3 separate regions of the Homo sapiens genome follow, and all the other regions are linked to region 1. The links are chromatin contacts, found by Hi-C or POLR2A ChIA-PET in ENCODE. All regions are on one chromosome and are shown on one strand. Each heading gives the region's core, a stretch centred on a gene start or an enhancer-like site at or near the end of the contact. The rest is flanking DNA. Distances are from core to core; before and after follow the strand shown. Region 1 overlaps ZBTB46 (zinc finger and BTB domain containing 46). Region 2 has its middle 13 kb from the start of NPBWR2. Region 3 holds the start of RGS19 (regulator of G protein signaling 19).

The links. Hi-C counts contacts between places; a loop is a spot of excess contacts on that map. ChIA-PET counts read pairs that join two places held with the same protein, here RNA polymerase II (POLR2A). Pooled maps may share reads with other maps.
Region 2: a map of CD4-positive, alpha-beta memory T cell shows a loop between it and region 1 (21-fold over the local background). The contact joins two enhancer-like sites. A Hi-C loop is called at or near these places in 6 of 168 maps with a recorded cell type or tissue (B cell, CD4-positive, alpha-beta T cell, CD4-positive, alpha-beta memory T cell and 3 more), 5 of 37 single-sample maps with no recorded cell type and 15 of 50 pooled maps. POLR2A ChIA-PET finds 5 or more read pairs at or near these places in 1 of 52 experiments (T-cell).
Region 3: a loop to region 1 is called in a pooled map, with 2.3 times the contacts of the local background. The contact joins the promoter of RGS19 here to the enhancer-like site in region 1. A Hi-C loop is called at or near these places in 1 of 50 pooled maps. POLR2A ChIA-PET finds 5 or more read pairs at or near these places in 2 of 52 experiments (H1 and T-cell).

What each region holds. Positions count from the first base shown.
Region 1 is chr20:63,785,065-63,787,758 of GRCh38, forward strand. All of the region lies in intron 2 of ZBTB46 (zinc finger and BTB domain containing 46), which reads right to left. Among named protein-coding and RNA genes, the nearest start is that of ZBTB46-AS1, 22 kb to the right of the region's middle. Within about 2 kb of position 1,352, at least 8 of the 41 ENCODE cell types and tissues checked have a DNase peak (open chromatin) inside an H3K27ac peak, as active enhancers do.
Region 2 is chr20:64,119,207-64,121,900 of GRCh38, forward strand. No RefSeq gene overlaps it. Among named protein-coding and RNA genes, the nearest start is that of NPBWR2, 13 kb to the left of the region's middle. RefSeq lists enhancers at 1,042-1,541, 1,210-1,504. Within about 2 kb of position 1,370, at least 2 of the 41 ENCODE cell types and tissues checked have a DNase peak (open chromatin) inside an H3K27ac peak, as active enhancers do.
Region 3 is chr20:64,078,157-64,080,850 of GRCh38, forward strand. It overlaps RGS19 (regulator of G protein signaling 19), which reads right to left and starts at 1,362. Exons shown (of 6, transcript NM_005873.3): 1 at 1,138-1,362. It overlaps OPRL1 (opioid related nociceptin receptor 1), which reads left to right and starts at 1,926. Exons shown (of 5, transcript NM_182647.4): 1 at 1,926-2,196. RefSeq lists silencers at 1,264-1,943, 2,337-2,510.

The sequences.
Region 1 (2,694 bases), core at 102-2,601:
CTACTAAAAATACAAAAATTAGCCGGGCGTGGTGGTGGGCACCTGTAGTCCCAGCTACTCGGGAGGCTGAGGCAGGAGAATGATGTGAACCTGGGAGGTGGAGGTTGCGGTGAGCTGAGATTGCACCACTGCACTCCAGCCCGGCAACAGAGCGAGACTCAAAAAAAAAAAAAAAGAAAAGAAAAGAAAAAGAAAGAAGGAAAAGGGACTTTGTGGCCCGGCACACTGGCTCACGCCTGTAATCCCAGCACTTTGGGAGGCTGAGGCGGGCGGACCGCTTGAGGTCAGGAGTTCGAGACAAGCCTGGCCAATATGGTGAAACCCCGTCTCTACTAAAAATACAGAAATTAGCCGGGCGTGGTCACGGGAGCCTGTAATCCCAGCTACTCGGAGGCTGAGGCAGGAGAATCACTTGAACCCAGGAAGCGGAGGCTGCAGTGAGTCGAGATCACACCACCGCACTCCAGCCTGGGTGACAGTGACGCTCTGTCTCAAAAATAAAAAAAATTTAAAAAAGGGCCTTTGCTTCTATAAATGGGATGAAAATTAAAAATCCTCTTCTCTAAGATAGAATAAATCTTTAATGGAAACAAACTGACCTCCATGGGATCATGATCTACTTCCAAACCCCAAGCTTCCAAATCCCAGCCTGAGGGCTCAGACGGAGGACGCAGCTCAGGGAGTCACTGGCCGCCACAGCGTGGGCAGAACCATCCTCCATCCTCACACAGCTCACAGCCTTGTGTCCTCATCTTAGCAACTCGGAATAATCTAATGGAAGAGTTTCACAGTTGCCTTGGAAACCCAAGGGATTTAAGACTCTAACAAAAGTACACAGCCAAAATCACTTGTTGGATTCTAAAAACACCTTCTGCTCGACAACTGCATTTAAAGCATTCAGCCCACAGGCTTAAGGAGTGCACTATTTCTCAGTGCCTGCATCGACTCTCATAATACAAAGGCCTCCAGCACGGGCACCTGCCAGCGAGTTACGTGCACGCACAGGGAGGTGGCCTGGGACCACTGGGAGGGGCCTCGCTGTGCTGACAACGGACCCTGCAGCGCATCTGTAAACATCAGAATAAACCCCCCAAAGCCGTGTCTCTTGCCAGGGACCACTGCTTCTCAGATTTTAGTTGGAGCTAGTGGAAGATTATAAACAGTTACAAGCAGATGGAAAGGCCACTGGCCCTGACCTGCTGCCTGTACACTCTCCACACGCACAGCAGCACATAGAGAAACGATTTTCCCAACTGCTAATGTCTGGAGACATTTTTGGTTGTACCAACGGGGGATCCAAAGGCAGGTGCTCCTGGCATCTGTGGGTGGAGGCCACGGCTGCTGCTAACATCCTGCAGTACCCAGGACAGCCTCACGATGGAGCACAACTCAGCCCGAGGCTGAGTTAAACCAACTGCTGTTTTTTGTTTGTTTTGAGGTTTTTTGATTTGTTTTGTTTTGTTTTGAGACAGGGTCTCAACCCTGTCTCCAGGCTGGAGTGCAGTGGCGCGATCTCAGCTCACCGCAACCTCCGCCTCCCTGGTTCAAGAGATTCTCCTGCCTCAGCTTCCTGAGCAGCTGGGACTACAGGCGCGCACCACCACGCCCAGCTAACTTTTGTATATTTAGTAGAGACGGGGTTTCACCATGTTGGCCACGATGGTCTCGATCTCCTGACCTTGTGATCCGCCCGCCTTGGCCTCCCAAAGTGCTGGAATTACAGGCGTGAGCCACCCCGCCCGGCCTCGGATAACTTTTGTATTAGAAATGGGATTTCACTACTTTGCCCAGGATAGTCCCAAACTCCTGGCCTCAAGGGATCCTCATGCCTCGGCCTCCCAAATTGCCTCCAAAAGGGATTTTGGGCCTGAGCGACTGCACGTGGTCACCAACTTTTACTGAACATCCAGGGTCTGGCCGTAGCTCAGTGCAGGACGCACAGCAACAACAGATGAGAATGAATAAAATCTACATTGTGTCAAAGTAGAACAGCATTTACCCGCAGGTGGGGTAGAGGCAAGAGGAAGGTACTGTATGACGGATACAGTTTCCCTTTGGGATGATGGAAAAGTTGTGATCGCAGAACTTCATGCGCCACAGAAGGGCATTTTGGTCAGGGATGGACCACAGATAACCACTGTGGTCCCGTAGATTAGAACGCAGCCGGGAAATTCCTGTCACCTGGTGGCGTGACAGGAATAGCCATCGCCATCCTAGCCATCGCCATCCTAGCCATCGCCACATCCTAGCACAACTTTAAAAAATCAGTTTAGTGTAGGCCACGCCAAGTGTTTATAAAGTCTGCAGCAGTGCACAGTTCTGTCCTCAGCCTTCATGTTCCCTCAGCACTCGCTCACCCAGGGCAACCTGCAGTGCAGCAAGCTCTGTGCATGGCAGGGGCCCTACCCAGGCATGCCGTTATCTTGTATACCCTATTTTTACAGCACCCTTTCTATGTTTAGACACACAAACACTTCCCATGGTGCCACAGCTGCCTGCAGTGCTCAGCACCGTAACTAACACTGGCAGGTTTGTGCTGGGCCTATAACCGGCTGCACTTTCTAGTTTTGTGACGGGCGCTCCATGACGCTCCCAGAGCAACAGAATCGCCTAGCGATGCGTTTCTTGGAACCTATCCCTGTCATCAAGCAACGCGTGACTTTAATGCCAGTGAAATGTACATTTGAAAATGGT
Region 2 (2,694 bases), core at 120-2,619, 330 kb after region 1:
GAGGGCACCCTGATGTCGGGAGGGGGGCAGGCCTGGGCTCAGCCAGAAGACAGCCCCAGTTCCTCCAGCATGGCTGGGCCCCATCCCACCTCACTTCCTTCCATCTCCACCTTTGCCGACTCCTGGGATCTGAGCCTCCTCCTGGTCTGTCTCTGGTTCTGAATGCCTCCTATGTGCCGGGTGCTGACAGCTAAAGATACATCCGTGTTTCATTTTGTCTCCACAATGGCCAGGGGCAGTACTACTGTCATCCCATCTAGCAGATGGGAACAGGAGGCTCTGATGGAGTTTCCCTGGAGCGTGCTTGCTAACCGTGGAGCAACAGGGCACTCAGCTTCCGCACGGAGCTTCCCAGAGCCTGTGGCTTCCTCTCAGGGCTCCGGCAGTGTTGAATGTGGGGAGCTCACACTCTCACCAGGGAGACCTCATACCTGCTGCTTATCACCTGGGAGATGTTTTCTGCCCACAGAGGCTCCGTCACATCTCTGGCTGCTCGGGGAGGTGAGTGGGGCCCTGCTCACTCAGGACAAAGGAGGCTGAGGTGGAGCTCTAGGCCCCTCTTCCCCACCCACTTGAGTGCACCCCGAAGGCACGTGGAGTTCCTGGGGTGCTGCCTGTGGTCGGGCCAGAGACTGCTCCACTGTCCAAACTGTGCTCATAGGTATGTGGCCTGGGGACTGTTGCCGTGGAACCGGGTAAAGAGCCCTGTGGACCTGTGCTCCCAACTCAGGCCAGTCAAGGGTGCCACTGTGGCCTAGATAGTCTCCTGAGGGGAGCAGACCAGGTGGAGGTCAGGAGTACAGGTCTGGGACTGGCTTTTTCCTTGCTGTGTGGCCCAGGGTGAGTTACCCAACCTCTCTGAGCCTCTGTCTCCTCACTTGTCAAATGGGGATCGTAATTTTCCTGCCTCAGGCTGGAGGCTTGCACGTGTTGGGCCAGCCCCATCTGAGGTCCCACCTGCCCGTGCTGCTCTGGACCTGGTCTGGGGTTTCGGCCTTGGGCCTGGGCAGCTCAGGTGGATGCTTGGAGGGAGCACTGACCTCAAGTCAGCTGTGAGTAGGACGGGAGGCTGGTGAGCGGCAGCAAGCTGCAAGCCACAGGCAGGGAGAACTTCCCGGAGGTAGAGAGAGAGAGAGAGAGAGAGAGAGAGAGAGTGTGTGTGTGTGTGTGTGTGTGTGTGTGTGTGTGTGCGCCCTTCTTAGCCTGGGCAAAGAATTGGGAGACCAGCAGGCCAGCGCTGGCTCTGCCATGGAGGGGAAGCACTTTGAAGCCCCACTGTTCCTGGACTAGCTCTGCTGAACCACAGAGGGGCCGCCGTTTTCCCTTGGCTGGGGTAGAGGAACAGGGTCCTTCCTGTGGCTCCTGGCTGAGCCAGGTTCTGTGCGACGCGGACCAACCCTGACCCCCAGTGGCCAGTTCCGAGAACTGCTGCAGAGGAAAAGGGACCATTCAGTAGGGTGGGGGTGGGGGCTTGCGCGGCATTCATTTTCGAGTGGACATGGGGGCAGGCAGGCCAGTCTCTGATGATTTAAGGATGCTGTGGTTTGAATATTTGTCACCTCCAAAACTCAAGTTGGAATTTAATCCCCAATGTGGCAGTATTGAGAGGTGGGGCCTTTAAGAGGTGATTGGGTCACAAGAGCTCTGCCCTCATGAATAGATTAATTTATTTATAGATTAATGGGTTATCATAGGAGTGGGGCTAGTAGCTTTATAAGAAGAGAGAGACCTGAGCCAGCACGCTCAGCCCCTCACCATGCGACGCCCTGCACTGCCTTGGGACTCTGGGGTTCCCACCAGCAAGAAAACCTCACCAGATGTGGCCCATTGACCTTGGACTTCCCAGCCCGCAGAACTGTAAGAAATACATTTTGTTTCTTTTAAATTACCCAGTTTCTGTTATAAGCAGCAGGAAACAGACTAAGACAAGGGGCAAGCCAGCCTCTGCCCACAAGGAGCTCCATTCTGGTGTGGAGAGACCCAAACACACAACTATGCTCTTTGTCTTGCTAGAGACTTGTTTTGTGGTGGCCCCAACCTCAACTTGCCAGCAATTTGTAAAAGAACCAAGTCAATTTTACACAGCAAATTAAACCCCAGGGTAAATGTGTGTACCTGGATTCCAATAGTAGGTAAAGATTCTTAATGGTGAAAACTATGACTCCTGTTAAAACTCTTGTGTTCTGTTCTTACCACTGAGTTTAAACAACAACTCTGTGCTAATCGTATAAAGAATATTTTTGTCTGGACTGTCTACGGCCAAGTTCTCCACCCTGGATGTGCACAGAATCCCCTGGGGACTTCAGGAGCTCACTGGAGCTGGTTCCACCCCCATGCCCAGGCTCTGATGTGCTTGGTCTGGGCTGGGGCCTGGGCACCAGTGTTGTCCTAGTTTTGTGTTGCTATGAAGGAATATCTGAGGCTGGGTAATTTCTTTTTCTTTTTCCTAGGTGAGGAGAAGGATAGAGGCTGGGCCATTATAAAGAAAAGAGGTTTGTTTGGCTCACGGTTCTGCAGGGTGTACGGGAAGCACGGTGCCGGCACCTGCTTCTGGGGAGGCCTCAGGGAGCGTGCACTCATGGCGGGAGGTGTCTCATGGTAAGAGAAGAGGCGAGAGAGAGGGGCGATGCCAGGATTTTTTTAAAACAACCAGCTCGTGTGGGAACTAATAGAGCAAGAACTCACTCATCACCA
Region 3 (2,694 bases), core at 112-2,611, 290 kb after region 1:
AGTTCTGCACTCTTAGGGCCCCCAATACCCCCGAGGCCTGGGCATGCAGAGGCCACTGCCCTGGCCCAAGTCTGGGGCAGGTGCAGCATCCCCTGGGACCTTGGCCCCTCACCACCGGCCCAGTTTCCTCTGAGACTGGGGGTCCCACGGGCTCCTAGCAAGTAGATGAGGAGACCGAAAGTAGCCCTGCAGCTGGGCTTTCTTTCAGGGGTCAAGTTTCTAGGGAAAGGAAGGGGCGTGGCAACCTGAGGTTTGGTAGCTGTACCCAGACGGGGCTGTCTGTGGCTTCCCCAGGCAGCAGTTCTTCCTCCTCTCTGTCCCCACCCAGGGTCCTCCCCCACACTCTAGCACCCCTGAGACTGTCCCCCTGGGCTACCATCTCCACCCCAGCTCTGAACTGGAGGAGGGGACGTGTTTAGGGGTGCAGGGCCGGGGTGCTAGGGGCTGCATTTGCTGCAGAGCAGGGAGCCAGCCCCTTCTTTCCCAGTTGCAGGCCCTGGACCTGGTCACCTGTCCCTGGACCTGGCTTCCTGTACCCTTCTCAGGTCAACTGGGGCAACCCATGTCCCCAGGCTACCCTCCCCCCGTCTCTCCTGGGGGATACAGAGTCTCAACTAGGGTCCTCCTGCTTGTCAACCTGGCATTGGGGACCCCCTTCCCCAGCCTCCCAGGCTTTGGCCCCCAAGTCTGGGATGGGATAGGCTGGATAGGCGGCACGTCTGCTCTCTGGGGATAGAGGATCCCTTGGGAGTGGCTGCCGCTTTGCTCCACAGAAGGAAAAAGAACGTCCCAGAGCCTGCCCAGTCCAAAAAAAGAATAAGAAAATGTGACAATCCCAGAAAAAAATGTCATAACCTTTGGGAGGGGGGTTGAAGAGGGGCTCCATTCTCAGTCCTTAGCTCCTACCCAGGGCCTTTCCCATCTGCCACCCTCCACATCTGGCTGGTGGGCGAGCCCTGGCCTGGCCCCTCCAGGGAAGGCCAGCTCTCCCCACCTCTGAAATGGTGGTGGTGGCCCACCCACCACGCTCCTCTCTCTGCTGTTAGGGTCCAGTCTGGAGAAGCCTGTGTTCTCCTCCAGGTGCCTCTTTCTTCAGCCTCTGACGCCCCCACCCCTACCTCAAAGCTCCCTACTCACCAGCGACCCAAAGGCGGGGTGGGGGCAGGAGGGGCCAGGTTGGGTCTGGGCCCCACCCTGGCTGCCGAAGGGGCGTGCACTGCAGCAGCAGGGACTCAAGTCAGACGGCAGGAGGGACTCCTGCGGCGCTCTGGAGGGAGGCTAGCGCCAGGAGCCCCCGATCGGCTGGGGCCGGGGGCGCAGCGCCTCCCCTACAGCTCGAAGGGCTGAGTGGCTGCCAGATCCAGCGGGGTGGGGGCGGGGGCGGACAGGGTGTCCCGCCCCGGCCCCTCCTCACCGGGCTGAGAGGGGGAGGGAGACGCGGAAACCTGGGTTCTTCCGGCCCCCACCTTTGAGCAATCACTTCCCCAGGCTTTGAGCTCCAGAAAAAGGGGAACCCGGCTGCGGCGCCCCCTCCCCCACGCGCGGGGGGCGGGCTCCACTTCCACTGCGGCCCAGGGTCCACGTGGACCTGGCGGCGGGAGCCCTTGGGGTTCGAGTCCCGTGCGCCGGCTCCCGAAGCTCCCGCCCAGCACGGTCCCCGGGCCCGGGCCGGGAGGGGCAGGGCCGCTGTCCCCGGCGCTGCGCGCGCGCACTCACCAGCCGCGCTCCCGAGCCACTCGCGCCGCCGCCGGCCCGCGCGCTCCAAGGTCCGGCCCGACAGTCGGGGAGGGGGCGCGGGGGCGCAGTGCGCAGGCGCCTCGGCGGCACTTCCCCAAAGCCAGGGGCCGGGACTTCCTCGCGCCGGCGGTCGCCGGGCCCGCCCCGCCCGCCGCGCCCCGCCCCGCGCTCGGCCGGCTCCGCACCCCACCCGCCCCGCCCGCGCGTCGGCCCCCACAGTCGCCTGGGGGTGGCCCGGAGAGTCGAGGTGCTCATAGTGGAGCCCTGGCTCCCGGGCGGACGGAGCCGCACGGTAGTAGATGGGGGTGTGGCCGTGGCCCCCGACTCTGCTCGGCGGGGCCGTTCCTGCTTTGCCATCCGTGTGGGACTTCCACGACAGTGGAGGCACGAGAGCTGGGCCCCATATGCTGCTTGCCCAGCTTGGGAAAGAGGAGGCTGCTGCAAAGGACCGATCGGCGGGTACGCCAGCCCGGCCCACCCCTCGCCTCCGTGAGCCGCGTCTGTAAAACTGGGTTAAGAGCCGCCTGTCTGTGCTGTGGGGGGTTCCCAAGGAAGGGGGAGATTCCTGTGCTGCGGGGCTGGGGAGAACTGGGGGTGCGGGTTCTTGCATCCGGAGTCATGCCGAATGTCTCCTGTGGGGCCTGGCAGAGTCCCTGCTGACCCGTGTGTCCCAAGATGTCCTAAAGCTTAAGGCCACACTGTCCCCTTTGCCACGAACGCCCTGTCCCTTTGGCCGACTCTTCTCATCCTTTATGACTCGGTACAGACGTGGGTTAGGCTTCTCATCGCAGCATGCTTTGGCCCTGTGTCAGGGTGGCCCTGACCCTGCTCTGGAAGTGTCTGCAGAGCATCTGTGCCCCCCGCCCCTCCCCTGGCCCGGCTGTGTGCAGCTCCTGTCCTCCCCAGCACAAGCACTCCACCCGGATAGTTCCCAGTGTCGGGATCTGTTCATAAAAT